3 separate regions of the Homo sapiens genome follow, and regions 1 and 3 are each linked to region 2. Evidence: chromatin loops called from intact Hi-C (ENCODE). Cell type or tissue: gastrocnemius medialis. All regions are shown on one strand. Each heading gives the region's core, and the rest is flanking DNA. Links, peaks and the distances in the headings are about the cores only. Region 1 holds the start of MRLN (myoregulin). Region 2 overlaps CCDC6 (coiled-coil domain containing 6). Region 3 has its middle 8.6 kb from the start of SLC16A9.

Evidence for each region. A loop is a pair of places that touch in the nucleus more often than their neighbours do. Peaks named below come from ENCODE experiments on the same cell type or tissue, not always from the same donor. Only the 100,000 strongest peaks of a DNase experiment are listed, where the experiment ranks them.
Region 1: it touches region 2 in a loop (2.7-fold over the local background); 4 of 110 quality-filtered maps call a loop at or near these places.
Region 3: a loop joins it to region 2, with 3 times the contacts of the local background. A loop is called at or near these places in 6 of 110 quality-filtered maps.

The regions. Positions count from the first base shown.
Region 1 is chr10:59,746,499-59,757,581 of GRCh38, reverse strand. It overlaps MRLN (myoregulin), which reads left to right and starts at 4,127. Exons shown (of 3, transcript NM_001304731.2): 1 at 4,127-4,228. In gastrocnemius medialis, for the core only: no CTCF peak of the experiment used is centred there; DNase peaks (open chromatin) are centred at 4,101 and 6,811; H3K4me3 peaks cover 2,631 bases; H3K27ac peaks cover 5,480 bases.
Region 2 is chr10:59,805,656-59,813,655 of GRCh38, reverse strand. CCDC6 (coiled-coil domain containing 6) reads left to right here. Exons shown (of 9, transcript NM_005436.5): 5 at 861-1,021; 6 at 6,578-6,734. Among named protein-coding and RNA genes, the nearest start is that of MRLN, 56 kb to the right of the region's middle. In gastrocnemius medialis, for the core only: a CTCF peak has its summit at 4,098 (motif pointing right); DNase peaks (open chromatin) are centred at 4,125, 5,568 and 5,825; H3K27ac peaks cover 3,533 bases.
Region 3 is chr10:59,714,084-59,722,841 of GRCh38, reverse strand. No RefSeq gene overlaps it. Among named protein-coding and RNA genes, the nearest start is that of SLC16A9, 8.6 kb to the right of the region's middle. In gastrocnemius medialis, for the core only: a CTCF peak has its summit at 3,308; no DNase peak of the experiment used is centred there.

The DNA.
Region 1 (11,083 bases), core at 1-8,000, 56 kb after region 2:
ACCATCATAAGCCTGTGCCCATGAGTACTCAGCATAGTCCTTTCCCGTGGGGCTCTGAGACCATCGTTTTTAATGTCAAAGCACTCTGGTTTGTAGCTGATTTGCAAGTGCTTTCCAGGAAGAATCAAAGTAAAACAACAACAACAAAAACTTTCTCTAGAGGCCAAGAGACCAAAAATGACCATGGTTAACTTGTTAATGATAATTTTTCAAAAATGAAATATCTGATGAGTTCGTTACAAAAATAATGCAATTGACAAGGAAATTTGGTTGTTTCTGTGGCATTTAAAACAAAGCAGTGAATTTAAAATCAAAGTGACAGAAAATTTTTAAAGAAAACATAGGAGGTAACAGGATTGTAAAGAACCTTAATTCTTTCAAGAGTGAGAAGACTTTGTTCCTGTAAGTAATCAACGACCTGAAAAACTGAACGTAAAGCACAGAAAATTATTCTGATAAAATAGAATCATTGCCTTTTAGGCAGATTTCTCAGAAGGTAAAGAAAAATCTTAACAACCTCTTAAAAAGTACATAAATGATTCAAGAAAATTTTGTCATTTAACAGAAAGAAAAGCAGTTTTAATTTTGTATCAGCATAATGTTTGATATCAAGACTCTTTTAAGAAAATCTTGTAAATAAAGCCACTAAACCTTAGCCAGTTTCGACTATGGCAAATAAAATTCCCTTTCTGTGCACCTTCTACAGGTTTCTACATCCATTTAGGTTTTGTGCTACCTATTCTTCTTCCTCACTCTGGAACAGCCAGTCATTTTACTTTAGGACAAAACTATGCTCCTTTACCTTAACAAAAACACATCCTGAGTACAAAGTTACTCTTCTCTGCAATATTTTTCCTAGAGAATCTCACTCAGAATATTAATCATAACTTTTTAACTTCTATTTCACAGAGATAGCTATGAGGTAAATACCTGTGAGCAGTCAGACACTACAATTTTGTAGCAAAGCTTATGAATATACACCTTACAATGTTTTATAGCTTAGATGTCCTTATAGTACAATTTCTCAATGTGGCAAAATACATACAGCCTTAAAATTATGCTTAGTGATTAATATTTTAATACTTTATCTTATTAGAAATGATCTAGATATTTAATGACTATCCATTAATTAACTTAAACTAGCATAAGTTTTAAGTTACTAAAAGATCTTAGAGACTGTCTTCAAGCTGACATACCACAAAACATAATTATTGTTGAAATGAAGTTTGTCAGAATAATTAATTTAGTTAAACACACATCTCCCGTTTTCATCATCTTAAACATCTAGGAAACATAATGCTTGAATAATAGGAAACATAATAATTGAATAAACATTATTCAATCAGTAGAGCTGTCTAAATTCAGGAAGAATAAGCCCAAATAGAATACAAATGTATGCTTGCATTATGCTGAACTTGGATAACTCAGAAGACAGCTCTTTCTATCAAAAACAAATATTAAAGTAGTCTTTTTTTTAAAAAAAAGAGTTAACTAAATTTTTTGAATTTGAATTCTTAAAACATTTGCTTTCATTTTTTATAAAAATACTTTTTAAAGTATTAGAACCTCAATTCTACCACCAACAGGGTGGCTTAAAACAACAGAAATTTATTGTGTCATTTATGGAGACCAGAAGACCAAGATTAAGGTATCGGCAGGACCATGGCCCCTCTGAAGGCTCTGGGGGAGGGTCTTTCTTTGCCTCTTCCTTGCTTCTCTGGTGGTTGCCCACAGTCCTTGGTATTCCTTGGCTTGTGGACACGTCACTCCAATATCTATTTCCTTTGTCACATGATGTCTCCCTATGTGCCTGACTATGTCCCCATTTCCCACTTCTCACAAGGACTCAGGTCATTGGATTAGGGCCCACCCTAATCCAGCATGATCTCATTTTGATTATATCAGCAAGGCCCTATTTCCAAATAGGGTCACATTCACAGGTACTGAGGACTTGGGCTTGAAAATGTCTCTAGGGGATGCAGTTCAACCCACAACAGCTAATAAGTGGTGGGCCTGGTGTTCTGAACACTCATCAGTCAGCTGCAGAGTGGAGTGTCCATGCCCCAGGGACCAGTAAAGATGACCCATTGGAAGTGTGGTAAGAAAATATTAGAATGTCTATTTATTTTTACATTTCTTCTTTTAAAAATTGTGTTTATATTTTATGATTTAAATGATATATTTACAATAGTATATGCATATGTTCTATAAATAAAAATACATATATTCAGTGGGTACTCAAAATTTTTTAATTGACCAGAGAATGGAAAAAAAAGAAAGGCCATATACCTATTCCACTCCTTCTCTCCCATCTATTAAACTGAGCGTCACTAGCATATCAGTTTCTCTTTTTCACAGTTGCCTCAGTAGAATAACATTCCACTGGGTGAGGTTTGTAGTGAGGTATCCACCCCACCGACCACAGCGTTTAGCTGAAAAAGGTTTAGTTTGACAAAAGAGCAGTTACTAGATCTGAGCCAGGGTGAGAAGTAGCTGGAACCTTAAGAATGAAGCAGTTGGCTGGGTGCAGTGGCTCACGGCTGTAATTCCATCACATTGGGAGACAGAGGCAAAGGGTCACTTGAGTCCAGGATTCAAGACCAGGCAAGACCTCATCTCTACAAAAAAAAAAAAAGAAAATTTAGCTGAGTGCAGTGGCGCGTGCCTATGGTCCCAGCTACTCAAGAGGCCAAGGTGGGAGGATTGCTTAAACTCAGGAGTTCAAAGCTGCAGTGGGCTATGATCATGATACTGCACTTCAGCCTGGGTGACAGAGTGAGTCCCTATCTCTATTGAAAAAGAAAAAAAGAAGCAATTTAACAATCTTTATGTATTTCAGTAACTTTTCTCTAATTGTCAGTTTTCTTTTTTATTTTTTGAGACAGAGTCTTGCTCTGTTACCTAGGCTGTAGTGCCATGGCATGATCTTGGCTCACTGCAACCTCTGTCTCCAGGGTTCAAGTGATCCTTCTACCTCAGCCTCCTGAGTAGCTGGGACTGCAGGCATGTGCCACCATACCTGGCTACTTTTCTGTATTTTTTTTGTAGATACTGGGTTTCACCATGCTGCCCAGGCTGGTCTCGAACTTCGGAGCTCAAGCCATCTGCCTGCTTTGGCCTTCCAAAGTGCTGGTATTACAGGCATGAGCCACCACTCCCAGCCACATAATTGTCAGTTTCTTTTAATACTTCAGACAGAACCAGTGTTTAATGTAATTAGGTATAAAGACATACTGTTAATATTATAAACAATTTGATGCCATTTATGGGGGAGGAGGGAAGGCACAGAATTTGGAATGTTTTGAAATATAAGTTTCCAAAAGAGGAGAGCCACTGCCAACCAGAAGTAAAGTGATGATTACACCTCCATTCTTACCACATGAATTTATGTATGATACAATCCCAAGATCCAGCCTCCAACCCCCACATGTACCTATATGTTTCCAGGAATTGTTTTGGGATCTCTAAGGGAAGCCAGCTGATATGCTCACAGGTAAACAAACTTTAAAAAGTTGATAACATGCATTTCAAAATCCATTTGTTGATAGATTTTTAAAATTGAGGAGTCAATATAAACAAGGTAAAATGTATAAATTTAAGAAGATATTCAGATGTCCATGGAAAATAATTGTTCAGAAGAGCAAAGGATAGTATAACATTAAATGAGTCATGGTGTCTTTTTGACATTCCTGATTTTTTGTATTATTATTATACTTCAAGTTCTAGGGTACATGTGCACAACATGCAGGTTTGTTACATAGGTATACATATGCCATGTTGGTTTGCTGCACCCATCAACTTCTGACTTACATTAGGTATTTCTCCTAATGCTATCCCTCCCCCCGGCTCCCACCCCCTCCCCGACAGGCCCTGGTGTGTGATGTTCCCTGCCGACATTCAGGATATTTTGTTGGTTGTTTAACTCTTCAAAAACTTGACATAAGGGTCTATTGATTGTGGAGGAACTGATCTCCTTCTCATGGGTTCTTTGAGCTCCTGTGTGGGCATAAGTATATCTTTGTTATAATTTGTTCCACCTGTGCCTGTCAATTTCTTTCCACTTGCCTCCTCCCGTGACATTCTGGCTCATGTTTCTTCATAAAGCTCTAAGCCAGTTATTAATAACAGACCAGTGAGCCTCCTGATCCACCAAGACCATATGGTGTTTTTCATAAAAGAGAGAGATCATTCCCTTGACTTTGGACTTCGCTTATTGAACCCCTGGACAGTAAGTGTTTTTTTTTTGTTTGTTTTGTTTTGTTTTTTAATGTAGCATTTTAAGACGTTGATTTTGGAGGAAAGTTTAGTGTGACTCTAAAGTTTATGTGCTTCTGATAGAGGGAGAACATAGTAGGCTAAAATTCACTTAGACTCATAAAGCCTATTTCCTATTCCCTGCAGCATCTCTCTGCTTTTTATAAGGCTGATTATAAAGAGAGACCAATGAATTAGATTTCTACTCCTCTCATTTTCTTTTGGTTAAATAAAGGCAGGAGGAGAAGCAAAGGATTAACGATATTTAAACTACTTGACCAAGACCTGTGGCTGCAGCTTGACCTGTCTCCTTGTATTTTCTCTCCAAATAGAATTCCAGTGATTTCAAAGAGAATTTTCACATATGAAAAGTATATGTAGGGGATTGGGGGGAGGAGTAGTTGGACAAGAGACCTGGGCACTTTTGTTTTTTTCCCCCTTGTTATAGGTTTGGATCAGAGAGGGCACCTGTCTTGTTCCATGGATTCATTCCTTCCTTGTTTTTTAGCCAGAGGCTTTCTTTGTCTTTGCAGCCTTCTTTATGCTGGGTGCTTCTGAGAGTCCTTCAAAGTAGGTCACTATGTTTTCTGTCTAGAAAAGGGGGACCCTGAAGCCCAGAAAGGCCAATGCCCCGCTTGGTTCTCTTGAGCAGGGTTAAAACCTGACACTCCAATCCTTCTTCAAGACCACAGACTAATATAGCTTTCTGCTTTGGTTATGTATGTTCAATTCTTGAACATGTGCACCAGGCTTCTAAATAAAATGTGTAAGGGAAGCATGACAGGGAACTGGAAGGAGGCAGATGTGGTCTTGTTGTTGAGCCCTGGCTTGGACCACATACAAGCTGTGTGATCCTAAGAAAGTACTCAACCACTCTGAGCCTCAGTTTGCTCATTTGTAAAATGAGAATCATAGTCTCTTTTACAACGTGGTGGGGTTTACTCAGTGTATATAAGAAGCCAAGTATAGTGACAGTGACTGTTATTTTAACAAATTTATAAATTCCTTCTTTGAATTTTTCCTGAATCTTCCTAATTATCTCTCATTTGTTTCCAATTTAAATCCAGAGCCTCCAAATATGGTTTTTGATGGGAAACATGAATTTAAACTGTAGAGGCGATATCTGACTTCTACTACTTTTAGTAACTTCATTTTTAGAATAGTGTAAACCATGCAAATGCTGAGGACAGGTGGATTGGAGGATGGTATATTGTTAGCAATCAAGACATTAAGTCTACAGCTAAGATCAGCGATGATGAGAAACCTCCCCAAACAACTTCAAAATATAAACTATTATTTCCATAAACGTATGTGCTCTATTATAATCAGCATTCTAACATTTTTCTTTTTGCTCTGTCTTTCTATGTTTCCAAAAGACTGGTTTCCACCCTTGCCACATTAGATTCTGTGTGTCTGGATAAGACAGAAAGAAGGATTGTCTCAATACCTGCTTTCCAAAGTGTTGCTCTGTAACTCAGGAAATATGATTGGATTTTTGTTTTCCTCTGTAAACTTTAATTGTGCAAATATGTATTTAATTCCTACCATGTGCAAGACACCATGTGCTAACCTAAAACGGGGTCTATAAAAGTCAGAATGGGCTTACTCATGGTTCAGTACTCCTCCTTGGGTATCACTTTTTTTTTTTTTTTTTTTTTGAGACAGAGTCTTACTCTGTCACCCAGGCTGGAGTGCAGTGGCTTGATATCACCTCACTGCAATCTCCACCTCCCAGGCTCAAGTGATTCTTCCACCTCAGCCTCCCGAGTACCTGGGACTACAGGTGTGCACCAACATGCCCAGCTAATTTTTTGTTATTATTTTTTTTTAGTAGAGACAGGGTTTTGCCATGTTGCCCAGCCTGGTCTCAAACTCCTGGGCTCAAGTGAACCACCGCCTTGGTCTCCCAAAGTGCTGGAATTATAGGTGTGAGCCACCGCACCTGGCCAAGTATCACCTTCTAAGTAATGACTTTGTGAAGAATAGAAGAGCAACACCTTAAAGTCATACCTCATCTGCCCTATGGAAAAAAATTGTCATTAAGCACTTACTTTGTTCCAAGCTCTGTGGAAAATGCTAGAGATATCATTTCTGCTCTAAAGGTGGTCATAGTCTGTCATTTAAACTTGAAATTCTATTCTCCAGCCTAACCATCTATTTTCAGCTAAACTTGACTCCAAAGAACAATCAGCTTGTTTCAGAAATCAGATCTGCACCTAAAAACATAAAGACATTGCCACCAGTGAATTTATACCAAGGAGTGTGTGTTGCAGGCCAAGTAGGCAGTTTAAAAGGTTTTGCCAAATGCCTTTGAATACTCAAAAAAGTCCAGAGATTTCCCCACTCCCCTCCATTCACCAACTCCAAATGGGAATGACACTCATTTGGATATCTGAGTTCTGCAGGTCAAAAAACACAAACAAGCCCCCCTAGTCCCATTTCTGCATCCTGCACCCGTTTCTGCATCCTGCACCCATTTCTGCATCCTCGCACCACTCAAAGGACAAGTGTCTGCTGGCACCGCTGCGTTGGGGCTCTCTGAGGAAGCCTCGCACAGCTGATCCCCAGCCAGGGCTCCGGGCATTTCATCCGGCTTTGTAAAAGTGCATCACAACTGTGATTCATGGAGAGGGCTGGAAGACTTGGCAGGGAGAAGGTTGATAACATTTTGATTATTTCAATTCCAGAATATTTCGTAATGTTCAGTGCCCATAACTGAATAAATTCATGTCATCTCAGGGGCAATGTATGATCTGTTTAGGGCAAGAATATGGCAGCTAGAAACTTTAACCTTCAAGAGTCCTGATAGTGGAGGATTAAGAAGTCATGTTTGTTCATATGTAGAAAAATTGTTCTTTTTAGGGCCAGAACATTTACTTCAAACATTTGAGGCATGGCCATCAATGGCTTGGGAAAGCCAAAACTGAACAGATGTTGACCTAAAAAGAAAGCAAGTGGGCTGGGCGTGATGGCTCATGCCTGTAATCCCAGCATTTTGGGAGGCCAAGGAGGATGGATCACCTGAGGTCAGGAGTTCAACACCAGCCTGTCCAACATGGTGAAACCCTGTCTCTACTAAAAATACAAAAATTAACCGGTGTGGTGGTGGGAGCCTGTAATCCCAGCTACTCGGGGGCTGAGGCAGGAGAATTACTTAAACCCAGGAGGCGGAGGTTGCAGTGAGCCAAGATTGTGCCATTGCACTCCAGCCTAGGCAACAAGAGCGAAACTCCGTCTCAAAAAAAAAAAAAAAAAAAAAAAAAAAGAGAGAGAGAGAGAGAGCAAGGGAGGTTCCATTGAAGAGAAGAGAAACACAGTGGCTCCTGACAGGTCTGAAACCTGCTTTCTGACCTGGGGCGGGTGGGTGATCAGATGGACCCTCAGGAGTGCTGCCAGGCGAGCCAACACCCTGCTGCTCATGTGTCTGTGTGTCTGCCTCAGCTTCTCTGGGCTTTCCATCTCTTAAGGGCTATTTGTTTCCTCTCATCTAACTGAGCTACTCCATCCCTCTTCATGGCTGGGCTGCAAGGAAGTGGCCATCTTTCTGAATCTGCTGCTTCACTGAACTAGGCACTATTTATTGAGTGTCAGGCAGCATGCTGGGCTCTTGGCTTACTTTTTTTGTTTGCTTGTTTTGTTTTGTTTTTTTTTTGAGACCCAGGCTGGAGTTTAGTGGCACGATCTCGGTTCACTGCAACCTCTGCCTGCCAGGTTCAAGCGACTCTTGTGCTTCAGCCTCCTGAGTAGCTGAGACTACAGGTGCGAACCACCACGCCCAGCTAATTTTTGCATTTTTAGTAGAGGCAGGGTTTTGCCATGTTGGCCAAGCTGATCTCCAACTCCTGACCTCAGGTGATCTGCCTGCCTTGGCCTCCCAAAGTGCTGGGATTACGGGTGTGAGCCACCATGCCTGGCCTCTTGGCTTACATTTTTACCAGTCCTGCAATATTGCAGTGGCTAAGGCCGTGGGCATTGGAGCCAAACAAATCTCCATAAAAATCCTTGGTCACCTCTTAGTACGTGTGTAACGTTGGACAGCTATCTTAACCTCTCTGGGTTTCTGTATTTTTGAATAAGAAAATAGTGGTATGAATATTCCACCTCATAAAGTTTTATGAGATTAAAAATAAGTGTGTATAGAAGGCACTGAACTTTAGCTATGAATAAAGTCCTTTCAACCCCCCACAAGACAGATATTACTCTCTCTGTTCTCCAGATGAGGTGGCATCTGAGGTCAGGTGCTTTGTCCAAGGCTGCAGAGTTAATAGTGGTAAGAGCCAGGATCTCAAACTGGTTCCATCTGGTTCAGATCCTGTACTCTCTCCTCACTCCACCTTGCTGACTGATCATCTGTGACTAACATGTTTCTGTGTTCAGTCGAAGTCCACTTGTCAAATTCTCTGCCTTGTGGCCCTGACCTGCCACATTTTCTACTTTTCACTTGTGATTTGCTTTGATCTGGACTCTCTGGTTATACATGGGCTGGAATCAAAGATGTTGGAGGGTGATGAAGGTAGACTCTCCTCACGTAGCTGACTGGTGAAATGCAGAATCCAGTCTATCATAAATGTCAGAAAATTGCTGAGGCAATTGTAGCACTAGCTTTGGAAAAAGTCACTGTGTGACCTCAGACAAGTCTCTGCACTTCTCTGGGCCTTGTTTGTCAAATGAGAAGTTTACAAAAGCTCCAATATCTTTTCTATACCAACATTTCGTTAGTATTTCCAGTCTTTCCCCCTTATTGTTTTTCTTAGCTGGAAAGAGAATAATTGACCTGAGATCATGTCTTAATCAGGAAACAAGGTGCAAGAATAATGCCTGCCATCATTTAAACATACAGCCATATGCATTATTTAATTCCCATACAAGCTTTCTATGATATAATGTTCATGTCATTGATAAGTTAATTTCTCAGATTTGTGTTAAATTTCCTTTCTCATATAATTCAACTTCGGGCAGAATTGAAGGGGACCTTAATGAGCTCAGAAAATGCAGCTTGAACTCAAATTTTAGAAGCTTACAGAACACAAAAAATCCATTTACCATTGCATATGCCCAAATTTTCCCAAATTACTCGAATTTGAGTTTAGTGAGGGCAAACCTCCAGTATGCTGTAGAAACGGTGGCCATCCCAACAGATCATCCCATTCTAAAACCCTGCACGTCCTGTGCCAAGTTTTTCTTGCCTTCCAACAACTTGACTTGCTTCCCTAATTATAAGCAAAAAAAAAAAAAACAAAAGAAAAAGCATTAATAAGACATAGTTCTCATATGATTTCTCAAGTTTCTAAAAGACAGTTGTCTTGAACATAAACTTTCTGGGAAAGGGAGATGTTCTCCATAGGGAGACAAGTTGCAAGCACCCAACTTTGGGATTTTATTTTTAAAATTATTTGCCGGGAGAAGTAGACTTATTATGTATGTTTTTCTTGTTGTAATTGTCATTTGGACAAAGTGAACTTTCATTCTTCCCAGAAAGCTTCTGCTTTAAGTATAGTCAAGTCAGTATTTTTTGAGAACTAATTAGTGTCGGAGAGTGTGAGGCACTGGAATCCAGGATGAATAAGGCCGTCCCCTACCTTCTAGGAAAGCATCACTGACTATAGCGTATTGCATGTAAACAACCATGATACAGTGTGGTCACTGGCAACATGTTACGGACAAGTCGGAAATACATTCTGTCTAAGGAAGTCAGATTGGATAACAGAGGAGGTGAGATTGAATCTCAAAGGATGAATAGGAGTTTAACAGTTTTGCCTGTTTAGGTACTTAAAGAGAACTTGAGAAGAATGATTCATTCAAGGGCTACTGTCTAACAGTAATATGCTAAACTGTAATTAATAATAGACACTATCACTTACTAAATGTTTACTTTCTAGGCACAAGCATTATCTCATTGAATTATCAGGCTACCCTAAGAAGCAGGTACCATTATCCCCACTTTATGGAAGTGCCAACTGAGGCACAGAGTTAACGTAGCTTGCTTAAGATCTCATGCACAGTGGCAGACCTGAGATTCAAACTCTGTCAGTCTGATTCTAGACCCATCTCTCAAACACCATGTCTTGGCAGCATTCTTATTATTTCTCAGCTTAGTTAATGTTAAGGAGGTCAAGGGGAGAAACTTGTTAGCCATAAGGTAACAAGTGGTTAAAAACAAATAACAATAAATATGAATAAAATAGGTAGTAAAAGATAATAAAAATAAATAATAAAAACTGTACTTTTAGCTGGGAGCAGTGGCTCACGCCTGTAATCCCAGCACTTTGGGAGGATGAGGCGGACGGATCACCTGAGGTTGGGAGTTCAAGACCAGCCTGACCAACATGGAGAAACCCCATCTCTACTAAAAATACAAAAATTAGCCAGACGTGGTGGTGCATGCCTGTAATCCCAGCTACTCAGGAGGCTGAGGCAGGAGAATCACTTGAATCCGGGAGGTGGAGGCTGCAGTGTGCAGTGAGCCGACATCGTGCCATTGGACTCCAGCCTGGGCAACAAGAGCAAAAACAAAAAAACTGTACTTTCAGCTAAATTTGTTGTTAAATAGTGAGCTCACAGTTGTGATCTGGGCAATGTCCCATTTACAAAGGGCAGATTGTTTTGATGTGAATAAATTAGCAACTAACTGTTATAAAGTGAATTCCGGCAAATTTGGGGTTATCAGGGCCAGAGGGGTAACTGTCAGCCCTTCCATCCCATCCACAACCAGCTCACTTATATAGAAAGGATCCAGGACTGAAGAAGGAGCATGGCCATTAATAATTATGTGATGTTTCCATGCCAGTATAGTCCATTTCCATTATAATGTAGATCTTTTCAAAAGTAA
Region 2 (8,000 bases), core at 1-8,000:
AGGGTAGACCTGGATGGAGGTAACTCAGTTTGCTCCTGGACAAACTCAAAGGTACAAAGCAAAAACAAAACAAAAACCCCAGCAGCTATGGAAAGGGATTTAGAGATCTGCTGCCAAAGGAAGACTTTGTAAAAGGCAGTTGGAGGTTTTACATGTATTAGTGCCAAATTATTGGGTTGAACAGTATGGAAGTTTGCATTTTGTAGGTCAGAGCTATTGAATATCAGTATTTTATATCCTTCAACATAAAAATAATTGGTAAAGAAGGTGGCACTACTAATTATTAACCTAACAATTTTGGTTTTGTTTTTAACTTTTTACCTTTGCTGTGGCCAAAAGCAAAGGGCCGCTAGTCCAGTTTGCCATGCCCTTGCAATTAGTTTTGCAGGAGGGAATTTTAGAAGTTGAGTCTCTGTGTTACTTTACCCTCCAAGGAGATTCATAGTAGCTTAGAAGCTTCAATCAAAAGCCGTAAGAAAATGGAATTTCCTCAGCATCTTCATGCACTAAACCCAAGAAGTTGAACATTGAGTCAGCAGGTATTTCTAAGTGCATACTGTATTCCAGGCATAATTATCAGATCCTGTTGTTAAATAAAGACTTTTCAGTATTGTTTAATTTAAAACATTTAATAGTCATTTAAAAGGAAAAAGGGAGATTAGAATCAGCTCTGCCCTTTGAAGTGAGACACCACGTAAGGGCAGAAGTTTGATGTAAAATGGGCAGAGGAATTAAGCAACCCTGTGAATTCTGGCAGTAAACAGGAGTTTGCTTTTAAAACAAACCTGCCAGCTAGTATGTTGTTTTGTCTTTTCAAGGAAAACTGTTAGTCATTGTTGGAATTTTTCTTTTCAATGAAGAATCCTGCAGGAAAAATTAGACCAGCCCGTCTCTGCTCCACCATCGCCTAGAGATATCTCCATGGAGATTGATTCTCCAGAAAATATGATGCGTCACATCAGGTTTTTAAAGAATGAAGTGGAACGGCTGAAGAAGCAACTGAGAGCTGCTCAGTTACAGCGTACGTAGCCTCTGGTTTCACTAGTTTCATGCCTGTAGAATTAATAACTTTACCAAATATAGGGTATTACCAACATTTAATTACTGTTGAATTTGCAGTAATTAAATTCATATATTACTGATGCATGTTTACTTAAGTTCATCATCCTGGAATGGAATTTTTTTTTTTTTTGAGTGTTATAGTAGGGGAGAACAAAACCATTTAGAATACTTCCAGAAAATAATTAAAGTAATTTCAGGAACATCCAGGATCACAAGTAACATTTTTAATCTTCTCTGCCATGTTTATCTCTAGGATTGTGCTAACAAAAATATTGCAGCAGACCTCAAAGCACTTTCAAAATATTAAGGCAGAGAGTAGTGTTTACCTTCCTTACTACTACATTCAACCTTAGCTGACATTTGTTCATGCTATTTGAAGAGTAAATGCTTTTGAAATTTATACTTAATATTTTGGAAGAGGCCAAGATGTTGAGTTGAAAAATCAAAGGACTAGATTTCTGAATATTTGATTATGTCCCTGTGTAGTTTCTTGGGTCTCTCCTATTTGTGGTTTTTTTTTTTTTTTTTTTTGGCTATTCAAATTTATTTTTTTGAACAGATAATTCAGTGAAAGGTATGCAGTGAAAAAATGGGTCTTTCTCTCATTCCTATTCTCTAGCTACCCTGTTCCCACAATTATACATTTGTACTATATTCTTCCAGATATATTTGTATATAAACTTATTTATACACATACAGTTGACCCTTGAACAACACGGGTTTGAACTGTGCTAGTTTACTTATATTGTGGATTTTTTTTTCAATAAATACAGTTGTCCCTTCGTATCTGGAGGTTCTGCATCCACAACCAAAGATGGATGGAAAATACAGTATTCATGGGATGTCAAACCTGTACATGTGGAAGGCTGACTTTTCCTATCTGTGGGTTCCTCAGGGCTGACTACAGGACCTGAGTATGCACACATATTGGTATACTTGGGATTCACAGGTTCTGAGGGACAGCTGTAGTAACACAATGAGCACACTCATTTACACCTTTCTCTTTTCGCTTACTATGCATTGTAGTTTTCTCCCCTGCTGATACATACAAAGCTGCCTTCATCCCTTATTTAAAGGCTGCATAGTATTTGATTGTATGAATATGCCATAATTCAACTAGTCCCATACCAGTGGACCCTTTTTGGTTGCTATGCTACAACCGCAATGAACATCTCTATACACGTGTTTGATACCTGTGCAGGAACACCTTCAGGATAGATTCCAGGAAGTGGATTTGTTGGGCCACATGGAATGTGCATTTTAAAAAGTTCAGTGGTTCCTACCTTTGTTTTCGTCTCTGAAGTTCCTTACAAATTCTTGTGCCGTGGAGCATCTGGGATGGTGTATCAGTATCATCCTTGGAGCCTTTGAGAAATATGGTGTAGTACTTTCCTATTTCTGCTATTACAAATTACCACAAACCTAGAGGCTCAAAACAATACAAACTTAACCATCTTACAGTTCTAAGATGGGACTCACTAGGCTAAAATCAGGGTGTCATCAGGGCAGCCATCCTTCTGGAGGTTGTTGGGGAGCCTCTGTTTCCTCGCCTTTTCCAGCTCTAGAGGCTGCCTGGATTCCCTGGCTTGTGGCCCCTTCCTTGCAGTCGTACCACCCCACCTCTGCCTCTGTTGTTACATCTTCTTTTCACTCTGATTCCCCTGCCTCCCTTTATTAGGATCCTTGTGATTATGTTGGGCCCACTGTGATAATCTAGGATAATCTACCCATCTCAAGCCCCTTAACTTAATCACTTCTGCAAAGGCCCTTCTGTCAAGTGAGGTTAGTAGCATTTATAGGTTTTGGGGATTAGCATGTGGACATCTTTAGGGAATCACTATTCTAGCACCATACAGGTTTCTGGGCTTACTCCATGGAGTAAAAAAGGAGCATATTAAAAAAATATATATATAAGTAATCCTGATGTGGACCTCAGGTTGTTAATTACTATGTGTGTTTGGTGGAAATCAAATGAGATATATCAAATAGTTCTCAAATATTAGTTATTTTAAGATTTTTGAGTTTTTACCATGTGAGTACACAAACATCTTTCAGCACCTTCCTGAACTTTTTCCCGTGCTGTCAGTTTGCATTTTTCCTCCTCCTTTATACTGCTCCATCGTGCCCCTAGCAAAAATTTCAGAAGGAATTTGGGGAGAATGTATGCTTACTACTATCTCCATACTGCACTGTTTAGTCTGAAGAGACTGCAGATACTAACAGAGGCATTTGTAAGTGCTATTTCTGATTTTGTGAGGACAGAGAAAGCTGAACTAAAGAAGCAGCAGTGGCACTTAGCTGCTTGCAGTGATTGGATTGGGCCTAAAGGATGTGTTAGTGACTTTTCATCATCCATTCCTTGCATTCTCCTTAGGTTAGATGACCTGGGCCTCTTTTGGATGCAGCTATGGCAGGTGGCTCCTCACCCTCCAAGCTTGACTGCATCTGAACTTGAACCTCTCTCTCAACAGTTCTCAGCAATGTTTGAACGTTGGCATCGCCTGGCCAGCTTTTAATAGACCAGTGGCTAGGACTCATCCTTGGAATTCTGACTGAATTGGCTTGGGGTATAGTCTGGGCACTGGTATTTTCTAACTGTGAACTTGGAAGGGAATGCAAGCCATGCAGATCTTTGGATCATTTGGGAGCCACCTCTTTGGAATCTGTGTGGAAGTCATCCGCAGTTCACACCATCTTTGACTAAAATACAGTAAGTCCTTACTTCACATCATCCTTGGGTTCTTGGAAACTGAGACTTTAAGTGAAACAACTTTCTGTATAACCAAACCAATTTTACCGTAGGCTAACTGATACAAACAAGAGTTAAGTTCCTATGGCATACATATGTTGTTTCACTTAAAGTCACAGTTTCCAAGGATCTGTGGATGATGTTAAGTGAGGGCCTACTATATTGGGAGATGGCTGTAGACCTGGGGAAATATAAGCTGTGGCCCCTAAGTACTAGGGAGTTCTGTGTGCAAGAGGAAGGAGGAGGACTCATAGGAACAAATCTGGTCAGGTGAGGCTGTGTGCCAGCAGGGGGCAGCCAAGGAATGCTCTGGTGACAGCCTTCTGTGTGTGAGTCAGTGACACCCAGAGGTGTTGGACCTGGTGCCTTCTCTGTGCCTCTGTCTTCTAGGTCAATTGCTGAACTGCCAGGAAGTCTTCCCAGCCGATCACTGCAGGGGACATTCTTATCTATAGATATATTGTTTAAGGATCCCCCTGCTGAGTTCCCCGATGCTAAAGGATTGCCATTTTTTCTTTGAAAGACAATGTTCTCTGAAGTTATTGTTCTTGGAGCCTCACTAATGTTAATTCTGCAAAGGATTTCATGGTAGTCTCCAGCACCCTTCCTGTAAAAGGCATTATAAGAGTCCTATTATGGAAAAGAAAGTCAGCTTGCTCTGACAGTCACCCTTCTAGTTCTAGAAACAGCAAATACTCCAAGGGGTCAATCTTTTGTTTCCTGTAGAGCCAAGTGAAAAATTCTGCATGCTTGCATATTTGGGATCAAATAATTTAAATCGTTTATATTAAAAGTGTACTTTGTAAATATTTTCCCAGCATGCCTTCAATTAAAGAGATTTTTGTGTCTGGATTAGACAGCGGGGTTTCTGGCTATGTTGAAACAGCCAAGGGATTTAGTGTTTAGTGCACGTAATAGTGTTTAATAATTTTGGTATTTTTATTTGAATTTCTAAAATAAGGATATTCAAGAGCTTTTGTATATCTGTAATGATGCTGTCTTGGAAATCATTGAATACTTATCAGAAGTCTTTATTGGCTAAAATGCCAGACCTTTGTAGAGTTGCTTAAAACTGAAACTAATTTGATGGGCATTGAGAGTTGAAATAGGGTCAGTCTGTGGGAGAAAAATGCTCATTGTGGCATTCAGCTCCCTCCTTCTTCCCTAAATTTGGACCGAACTGACAATATGGAACAGCAGCCTACAGGAAACTCTCTTAGACGTGCTCATGGCCACTGAATTTGTAGCTGCTTTTCAGAAAAGAGAAGTATATGGAGATTTTACTTTTCCCAAGTTCATTGACAAAGACAAGGAAAAGAAATGAAGCAAGAAGATGGGTAGACACCACATTTTGTATTAGATAATTCTGGTTACTTGGTAGCAGATTCTGTGTGAGATAAACCAGAAAGGAATGGGGGCGGTGGGGAGGTTGTCAAAAGAGGAAGGAAGACGTGTTTTTCTTTTTTTGGAAGGTTGTGGAGTATGCCACAGAATCCTGTGAAGAATAACCTTGGAAGGACAAGAGTTTTGATGGCTCCGGGGAACTTAGCTGAAGCAGACCCTGGATCCCCATAAAGATGTCAGTTCCCCATTTCAGATTCCTGGGAGAGGTAGTCTAAGTGGCTCAGCCTGGGTCCAACAGCTAGTGCCAGGGCTAGTCAGCTCTGTCCTGGGAGATGGGTGCTGTAGCAGAGACCTGGATTTGTGGGGGAGCTCCTGAGGAAGGGGTATTTGTCATAAGCAAGATGCCATCCCTAGAGGTGCCAGCTATATACAGGACTTCACCTGCCCTCTGCCGCTACGTGTGTGTGAGTCAGGGTAACAGACAGCCACACACACACCACAAATTAGACTTGGAAATATTAATCTGAAGTTTTCTAGTTTACTATGTCAATGTCTATTCTCGTGAAAAGAATGTTAACTGTTATCACATGTTCTAGTACAGTGGTTCTTGGTGTGCCGCCACCACTGTGCACAGCGGGAATGCCAACAAGTGTCACAGGCTCCCCTAGATGGCTTGCTGTGTCTGGAGTTGAGAGGCAGCCAAACTGGTGTCTAGAGCAGAGCCCATGGGCAGAATCTGGGCCTCCCTCCTTTCCCAGCTCTGGCAATGTAGAGAAGAGCTCTTGTAGTGGCTACTTGTAGACTCCAATTCCACCATTTCCTCTTCTACTTAAAGCACTTTAGAATGCAAATGAGTGGGAGTGACGATGCCTAACCTGCCAACACTGCCTTTTATATTTTTTTCTAAATGCAAATAATTGGTAAACTTTTATACTTGAGATAAACTTTAAATCCATATCTCATCTATGTGTGGGAGAATGAGAAAGACCAGATATCTTTTTTGTTTCTTTGTTTTTTGAGACAGAGTCTTGCTGTGTTGCCCAGGCTGAAGTGCAGTAGCTCAGTCTCGCTCACTACAACCTCCACCTCCTGAGTTCAAGCAGTTCTCCTGCCTCAGCCTCCCGAATAGCTGGGATTACAGGTGCCTGCCACCACGCCCAGCTAATGTTTGTATTTTTAGTAGAGACTGAGTTTCACCATGTTAGCCAGGCTGGTCTCGAACTCCTGACATCAGGTGATCCGCCTTCCTCAGCCTCCCCAAGTGCCAGGATTACAAGTGTGAGCCACCATACCCGACCAGAAAGACCATCTTGTAACAATTCCCTCTGTCTATGGCATAGGGGCTGAACTGAAGTCTCCTTTTTTTTAGATTTGGATATGATTGCATGAAACATGGTTTAATTGAAAACTCTGACTTTTCAGATTCAGAGAAAATGGCACAGTATCTGGAGGAGGAACGTCACATGAGAGAAGAGAACTTGAGGCTCCAGAGGAAGCTGCAGAGGGAGATGGAGAGAAGAGAAGCCCTCTGTCGACAGCTCTCCGAGAGTGAGTCCAGCTTAGAAATGGACGACGAAAGGTGTGTGCATGTCTTATGAGCCTTGTTTTTGTTTAAAAAATAAAACCCAGGTTCTACAGAGGTTTTCTTTGGTATCCTGTTAGGTGTATAAGGGGATGGCTTAAATATGTATTTATTGTGCTAATGAATGCCACTGCGTTATAGTAGATGCCAAGAATGGGATAAAGATTGAACATTTTCCTTAAACACAAAAAGATGAAAAAAATCACCTCTCTAAAATCATTTGGTGGGGAGAGAAATGGAGACAGGGTTATATTAGAGAAGCAGCAGAGTTTGCATTTGTTGTTGAATTAGTTTAATCCAGTGTCATATCTGTTTAAAGCATGGGAACATATTAATTCCTGTACTGTATAAGGATAAGCAAGCTATAGTGCAGCTCGAGGAAAACAGTGCATGCGTAGGTTGAAAAGAATCAGTAGGGACACAGGTGGGGGTTGTTGAAATCCCAAGGACTTGCCTTAACACACTTGATAACTTTTGAGCCTTTTTGTAGCCACTTAAAAAAAAATAAAACTAATGGATTGCATTCATCTGTTCAAACCTAAGCAATGAATCCCCTCATTGCCCCACTGTGAGTGATCTGGAATAACAGACCCATCCTTTGGTTAACTAGCAGAAATGGTCTCAAGTATTTGTGCCTCATCCAGTTCTCTTCCCTCTTCCTCCTCTCTAAATTCGGGATAAGGTAGTGGTAAGATAACAAACAAGTATAAATGGAAAAAGATGTTCAATCTGCAGAGAAACCCAGAAGTTAGAGAATTAACCTTTCTCTGAACCAGATCATTTCTGCAAGGAAATTCTCCATTCTGGATCAGCGATGCCCTGGCGTTACATGGGCGGTATCTTAGTGTGAGAGGTGAGACTGAGTATTCTTGGGGGTCCCTCCAGCAGGACTGGGCATTCAGTGTCTGAAACCAGGCCTACTCATGGCTGTGACGAGTAGTACTGCCTGTTGATGCCAATACGTGCTGTCCAAAACATGTAGGCAATGTTAGCACATCTGTACTCTGTTTCTATTATGGAATGGATCTAGAGGACTAACAACGCTGTTGATCAGTTTGCTGTGGACAGTGACTTTATTGTTAAAAATTTAAGATTATCTATAATGAAAGTCTATATTTTTATAATGAGAAAAAAAGGAAAACAGTAACAGGTTATTCTATTTTAAATACCTATGTGTATGCCTCTTCATTTGGAAATAATAAAGATTATTCTTTCTCAAAACTTTGCCTTATAAAACTACAGTTCCCCATTCTTCCTAAAATC
Region 3 (8,758 bases), core at 29-8,028, 91 kb after region 2:
CTGATCTTGTCTGACCCCTAACTTGGCACAATATTAAGCAGCTCTGTTACTCTACTAGATGAATTTAAAGGCTGTGTTTTGCTGACATATTTTTAAAAACTACAAGCGGAGCTAAAATTACATCTGCTGTATTTTTTTAGTAACAGCTTTATTGAGATATAATTCATATATCATACAATACAATTGACATACCTGGATGGGTAGAATCTATCTTGTAAAAATGATAATACTGCCAAAAGCAATCTACAAATTCAATGTAATTTCCATCAGAATACCACCATCATTCTTCACAGAACTAGAATAAACAACACTAAAATTCATATGGAACCAAAAAAAGTGCCCCCATAGCCAAAGAAAGACTAAGCAAAAAGAAGAAATCTGGAGGCATCACATTACCTGACTTCAAATATACTATAATGTCATAGTCACCAAAACAGCATGGTACTGGTACAAAATAGGCACACAGACCAATGGAACAGAATAGAGAACCCAGAAATAAAGCCAAGCACTTTCATCCAACTGATCTTCGACAAAGCAAAGAAAAGCATAAAGTGGGAAAAGGACACCCTATTCAACAAATGGTGCTTGACAAGCCACATGTAGAAGAATGAAACTGGATCATCTCTTACCTTATACAAAAATCAACTCAAGATGGATCAAAGACTTAAATATAAGGCCTGAAACCATAAAAGTTCTAGAAGATAAGCTAGACCTTGGCTTAGGCAAAGACTTCATGACCTGGAACCCAAAAGCAAATGTAACAAAAACAAAGATAAATAGATGGGACTTAATTAAACTAACAAGATTCTACACAGCAAAAGAAACAATCAGCAGAGCAAACAGCCCACAGAGTGGGAGAAAATCTTTGCAATCTACACATGTGACGAAGGACCAATATCCAGAATCTATAAGGAACTCAAATAAATTAGCAAGAAAAAAACAAACAATCCCATCAAAAATTGGGCTAAGGACATGATTAGACAATTATCAAAAGAAGATATACAAATGGCCAACAAACATATAAAAAAATGCTCAACATCACTAATGATCAGAGAAATGCAAATCAAAACCACAATGTGATACCACCTTGCTCCTGAAAGAATGGCCATGATAAAAAAAAATCAAATCAAATAATAATAGATGTTGGCATGGATGTGGTGAAAAGAGAACACTTTTACACTATAGGTGGGAATGTAAACTAGTACAATCACTATGGAAAACAGTGTGAAGATTCCTTAAAAAACTAAAAGCAGAACTACCGTTTGACCCAGCAATTCCACTACTGGCTATCTACCCAGAGGAAAAGAAGTCATTATACGAAAAACATACTTTCACATGCATGTATATAGCAGCACAATTCACAATTGCAAAAATATGGAACCAGCCCAAATGACCATCAGTCATTGAGTGGATAAAGAAATTGTTTTATACACACACACACACACACACACACACACACACACACACCACGGAATACTACTCAGCTATAAAAAGGAATGAAATAATGGCATTTGCAGCAACCTGGAAGGAAATGGAGACCATTATTCTAAGTGAAGTAACTCAGGAATGGAAAACCAAACATCATATGTTCTCACTCATAAGTGGGAACTAAGCTATGAGCATGCCAAGGCATAAGACTTTGGGGACTTGGGGGAAAGAGTAGGGGATGGTGAGGGATAAAAGACTACACATTGGGTACAGCGTCCACTGCTCCAGTGATGGGTGCACTGAAATCTCAGAAATCACCACTAAAGAACTTATTCATGTAAAAATAAAATAAAATAAAATAGAAAAAAAAATCAGAAAAAAATGAAAGCAAAAAAAAAAACACAAGCAGAGCTAAAGTTACATCTGCTGTATTTTTTTAAATAACAGCTTTATTGAGAGGTAATTCATATACCATACAATTCACTTGACATACAATTGACATGCAATTCAAAGTGTAAAATTTAATGCTTTTTAGCATATTTACAGAGTTCTGCAATCAACATCACAGTCAATTTTAGAAATTTTCATCATTCCAAAAAGAAACCCCATGCCCATTAGTACATGTTAGGAGCTTCTCCCCATTTTCCCTCAGCAGGTCCCCTTCTTCAGCCCTAGGCAACCAGTAATCTTCTTTCTGTCTCTAAATTCACCTAATTCTGTGATGTTCATATAAATGGAATATATAACATGTAGCCTTTCCTATCTGTCTTCTTTCCACTTAGAATTTATAAGTACTTTTTACAGCAGAATAATATTCCATTGTATGGATATACCACATTTTCTTTATTTGTTCATCAGTTGATGGGCATTTGGGTTGTTTCCACTTTTTGGCTAATGTGAATAATGCTGCTATGAACATTCATGTACAAGTCTTTGTGAGGGCATGTTTTCATTTTTCTTGGTTATGTACCCAGGAATGGAAACCATTGGCTCATCTGGTGACTCTATCTTTAACCTTTTGAGGAAGTGCCAGGCTATTTTACAAAGTGGCTGCCCCACTTTTATAGTTTTTGAAAAGATTTTCTCCTAATCTCTAGAAGGGGGAGCACATTTTTGACACCTGATAATTCTCAGCATTTGAAATGTGAAATACAGATTATGAAATAAAGAAATTTAAAGAAAATAAATGAGTTTTAAAACTCAAACCAAAGTAAGAGGTTTGAGTTTTAAAACTTTCATTTATTTTCTTTGAATTTATTTTTTATGCCATCTAATAATAATTTACCTTATTATTGGGGTTCCTTATTACCCATTACATATTAAATAGTTAATTACATAAGAAATTCCTCACATTTTCTTCAAGTGCCTTAGGTCAAGTAATGAGGAGCCAAGTTAACCTGAGATACTTTTTAATTGACAGTCATTAAATTTATTTACCTACTAAATCATTGGGTACCTACTCTATGCCAGGCATGTGTGCAGTGCTGAATATTTTCTTTGCTATTTTATACTTTGAGAGGTTACTTTATTATTTCAGGGTTGGAGGAACACTGTGTACTTCAAATAATTATCATAGCTAATGTTCCACAAGCAAGCTCTTTGCATATTGAGTTTTTTGCTTTGGGTATTTATTAGTTACATACTTCTTTTTATAAAATATGCCATTTGGGCCACACTTGACAAGTCAAACTTTTTGCAAATTACAGTTGTCAGCACCACAGGAGTTCCATTAGGTATTTATTTTTCCACCTCACAGTAATGTTCATTTCTTAATTTATTTGGTGTATATTATAACATTACTGGCTGGAGAACCTGCTGAAAAATAATCTTGACCAGCCAAAGAAAAGTTGAACTAGTGGCCTTTCCAAGAATTACATCGAAGGCAGAATCCAATCCTTTACTTCATTAAGACCACAGTTGACAGAAGATGTACCCGAGTTATAGAAATATTGATGTGATGTGGAAGGAGGGTGATGCCTGAGGAGTGATTTAATTCTATTTAAATTCACATTAAAAGGCCAAGTTTCAGACTATTTTGGTTGCTGGACTTTGATTCTCTGAACTGGTTACCATACCTGCGTGTCACTACAGAAACTTCTTGGATGAATTTGAATAACTCAGATGCCAGTTGTGTAATGGAGAGAAAAGGATAGTGCATATGACATCCGTTCATTAGTCATTGTAAATTTGTCAATGGATAGAATTTTCTTCCTTTAACTTTAGTACAGATAGGTTCAGAACCTTACTTGCCATGGGATTCTTTGGTATACTCATGAAAACAAGTACTCATATAGAACTTACGTACTATGTGTTAGGCTGTTCTGAACACTTTTTCTGGTTTAATTCATGAACCTTCACAACTACCATTTGAGGTAGGTATTATTTTCCCTGTTTTATAGATGATGAAACAGGCACAAAGAAGATAAGGACCCTCATCAAGATTAAGAAGCTAATAGGTTGTTTGGGCTTCAGGGTCTGTGCTTTTGTCCTATATGCCCTCTGCTTCTTTTAACCTCTTGGGATTTCTGTTTCTTCATCTGAAAAATTAGAAGATTAAATCCTACATTGAATATGAGGTTGCACCTGCTAATCTCCAGGGCCCTTTTCCTAAGACTCAGGTTCAGATTCAGCAGTCTCAAAAAGAGCATTCATGACCACATGTGACTAAGAAATAATCAAGACAAAAAATACCCTAGGAATTAAAACACCCAGAAGCAGCTTCTTTGTGCCTCCAAAGATGTCTGAAGAACCAGATTCAATAAAAGGAAATGCCCATAATTATCATTGTACATGATGTTGACAATCAATTCAGCCTTAGATTGGTGGGTACCAGAGTCTTTGTGATGGATCCAAGTATTTGTACCATGGGCCATACCTCTCTGTAGACTTGGAAACATAATGACTTTTAATCTAAATCCACAGTGACAGATTTGGTTGAGGATAAAGGAGCTATTGCCATGCTTCTATCTGAGCCAGCTGTACCCCTGGGGTTTGACAGACGTTAGCTTCTTACTGCCAAAAGATATTGTCTTTTTTTCCCTAAGACCTCTTTAGCCTAATCATCAATTTCTCATTCTTCTTGGTTAGGACAGTTCTATTTCCAGTGAAACTTTAGCCCTTGCTTTACCAGACACCGTTCCTTAATATACTGGTATCTCATAGGTTTTCTATTTTTTGTTTCTGTTGCATCTCTTCAGTGATCTATGATTATATTTTCCAAGCCACAAATCAAGAAACTGAATTTGACAAAATAATTTTGTACTATTTCCAGTTGCAAAAGAAATCTTGAAGATGTATTTTAGATTCAATAATGCTGGAGTTTCATGAAATTTTGATGTGTTATTGGAATGATGAGATATCATATTTGAAATTGGAACTATTCTAGAGGATCCTGCAATGTGAGGCACACTTCCCTCACTTTCTAGCAATTCTTTGTTCTTGTTATTCTAAGTTCTAACCGGAAATCCAGAAACTGTCTTAGACCTTTATCTACTAATCACAGCCACTACCAGTTATGTGGTAATTCTCTATCTTTCAAATTGGTCCCTATATCATTTTATAATTTTATAGATTTTAAGTTTTCCTATCTTTTGCCTCAGCTATTAAATCAGCCTTCTAACTAGTCTCCTTCCCAGTCAGTGTACCCTCTGACATGGTTTCTAAGAGTGATCACCTTGAAACACAAATTCAACCATGTCATTCCTCTGTTTAGAATGTTGCAATGGTTCTCCTTTGCTGGATAGTCTTCACATGGAGATGAGAACTTCCATGGTCTAAACCATTGTAGAGAACATTTGTTGTTTTTTGGCTAGTCAGCATCCCAGTTTGTTTTTGGAGAAGTATCTCTCCCCTAATGAGTACTCTCAAAGTGCCCTGTTTTCCCCTAGCTTAGAGATGGCTACATGGCCCAAACCAGGCCAGTCACACTTTCTTCTGGGACTTTGAATCTTGAATAAAACTCTGCAAGGATGGAGCTCATTAATGTCCTCATGAGAATACATAGTCCCTACCAATGAGATCTCTAAATGAACGTGGGTCCTTCCAAGTTCTCCAATTTATGCTATCCTGCCAAGAGATGGGAACTGTTAACTGCATTCAAAAGCCCTATGATTGTTTACCTTCCCCTTCCCACAAATACTCTGACTTTTAATCATTTGTAACAATCCATTGTAATTCCCTAGCATACCATGGGAGTCTTTCATGCCATGAAGACTTTGCAGATGCTCTCCTCTCTGTCTTGGAATGCCTCCCTCTCAAGCCAAGCAGTGCCTCAGACTCTGTGTTTCTTTAACATGGCACAAGTTCCCTGATTGGGGTGGTTAGCCCATTCTAGTATTACTGTCAGTCTTCTTTCCTAGATTGCAACCTCCTTTGTTTTATATGATGCCTGGCATAAAATAAACAAGATATATCATTTATTTTTAATTTTTATTTTTTGAGACAGGGTCTCACTCTGTGGCCCAGGCTGGAGTGCAGTAACACGATCTCTGCCCACTTCAACCTCTGCCTCCCAGGTTCAAGCGATTCTCATGCCTCGGCCTCTTGAGTAGCTGGGATTACACGTGTGAGCCACCATGCCCAGGCTACAAGAATTATTAGATGAATGAATAAATAAAATGACAGTATATTTTGTAGTTCATACATGGGAATTTATGTTATAGATAACAAATAAGGCACATCTCCAGAACTGAAGAAAAGGATAGAAGGTTTAAGATAATAGGATCAACATAAAATTCATGAGACTGACTATAGGAGAATTGCTGATGAAATCAGGGCAAATTTATTAAAATAGGAGTGATGATGATGATAAAGTTACGTGACAAACACAGAGCATGTATGTCACTAGCTAAGTAGTTTCTAATTAGGTAAGTAGTTTTAAAATATCATTTAAATTTATTTATTTATTTATTTTTAGAGTTGGGGGGTCTTACTATGTTGCCCAGGCTGGACTCAAACTTCTGAGCTTCAGCAATTTTCCTCCCTCAGCTTCCCAAGTAGCTGGGACTACAGGCATGTGCCACCACACTCAGTTCAAAATGCTATTTTTAATACAGCTTGGTTAAATAGTAGTGGTTGAGAGCACAGAATCCAGAGTCAGACAGCCTGGGTTTAATCTCCATACCTGTATTTTTTCATTTTTTGGATGGAATAAATTGTACCTACCTCATAAGGTTGTCATTATGAAAATAAAATAATATAGGTAAAGTACTTAGCACAGTGCCTGGTGGTTCTAGTCATTCTTCATTTGCCAGCCCACCCCATCCCAATCCAATTTCTGCCCCTCTTTGACTCTCTGTTCCTGGGAGGCTGAACCCTTATGGGCAGTATTCCATTCTCCCTCAATGCCTGCCTTCTGCGTGGGCTTGGTCAAGGGTAGGCACCACCAAGAGATCTGAGAGCAGAGAGAGAGGTGAGAGTATTGGCTGTACACCCATTTTGATGCCTTGTCTCTGGGAACAAACTACCTTCCTTCCCAATTTCAGCCCCCTTCAGGGGCTGCTAGCCCAGGCCCTGGGCACACTAGGTCTTCCCTTTGTCACTGAAGCCCCAGGAGCAGTAAAGGCTTCCCACTGTCCCTCAGCTTTGAGTGCCTCCTATTTATTCTTTTGACTCTGCCCACATTGCTATAAAGTATTTTTCCCTTAAGATTTCTTTGACTATCTGGGATGAATCCTGTTTCCTGCCCAGACCCTAATACACTGTACATAGTAATTTCTTTAAAATGTGAGCTTTGGTTATTATATTAAATTATTAATATTAAATATTTAAATTGTTAAATTATCAGTGATTTGATAATTGTTAAATTATCAAATAATAAATATTTAAATTGTTAAACTATCAACGAAATTTTCATATAGTTTGATTAACTATATAAAAACAAACATTGATATTGAGAAGGCAGGATTCAGAAGCATCTTCAAAATAAAGCAGGCCAGGCATGGTGGCTCACGCCAATAATCCCAGCACTTTGGAAGGCAGAGGCAGGAGGATCACTTGAGCCCTGGAGTTTGAGATCAGCCTGGGCAATATAGTGAGACCCTGTCTACACATCCCTCAACATACACACGATTAGCTGAGTGTGATGCTGCCTGCCTGTAGTTCCAGCTACTTGGAGGCAGAAGTAGGAGAATCGCTTGAGACCAAAAGGTTCGGGTTGCAGTGAACCAAAATCATCCCATTGCACTCCTGCCTGGGCAACAGAGACCCTGCCAAAAAAAAAAAAAAAAAAAATCCGAACTAACCAACCAAACAAACAAAAAACATAAACCAGAGGACACATTTCATATCTACAGCAAGTTGCTTGCCTATGGTTTGGAATAACTCCCAAGTACTTTGATGGAAAAGTGTAAGTAGCTCTGCAATGTGGTAGGTGGTAGGGACAGAGATGAGTAAACCATTCTATGTGAGCCCAGCCTGGGGGTAGGGTAAGTAGAGGATAATTCATGTATCCTTTTAGATTGCTTCTGTCTGCATTGATTTCAGTCTATGTTCAAACTGTTAGGAAACTGCTTGACTATATTTTTTTTCCTCAAGGGTATGTTTTTTCCTGTATAACTTTTACTTTCATGGATTAGTTACCATCTTCTAAATTACTCCCAAGAAATCAAAATTGCAGCCTGTTGAATAGATAGATCTAAGGTGACCATATTTGCCAAGTAAACATTTTTTACTTAGTGAACCAGTGGGCAAAGTCTTTGGACTACCTACACATTTTAGGCAGGATGGACCCTGTACATAGAGTAAAAGTCATGCTCTTTCTCTTACATCATGTAATGAAGAGAAGAAGGCTAAAATGTAACACTTTGAACTGAAAAACTGGTGCCGTCTGAAACTTTATGTAATACATCTAAATCAAATACTTAGGCAAAAGCACATTAAAAAAAACTGGCACTGTTTCATAAAAAGATTTGATGCACTCATCTTGTGTTTATTTTTATATAGTATGCATCTACTCCACCTGTATTTTCACAAGAAGAAATTGGATCCGTTGGTATATTTGAACTCCACACCCTGCCTTTGGTAGTAAGCCCTTCTTCCTTAATAATGACACTGTAGATCATGTAAACTGAATTTGTAGCACATAAGATTCTATGGGTGGATTTAAAATGTGGGAAATGGCTTTAAAGTGCCCTGGACAGATGCAGAAATTTTCTCTTCCTCTCCTTCAGTGAACTTTTGAGAACCTGCTATGTGCCAAGCACTCTGCTGGAGCCTGGTATAAAGCTTGGTAAGCACAGCTGGAGGTCCTACGTTATGTGTGGACCCTGGACTCACTTTGCCTGTGTCTGCCTCTGTCTCAGCCATTTTGGTGCCCTCCAACTTCGGGCAC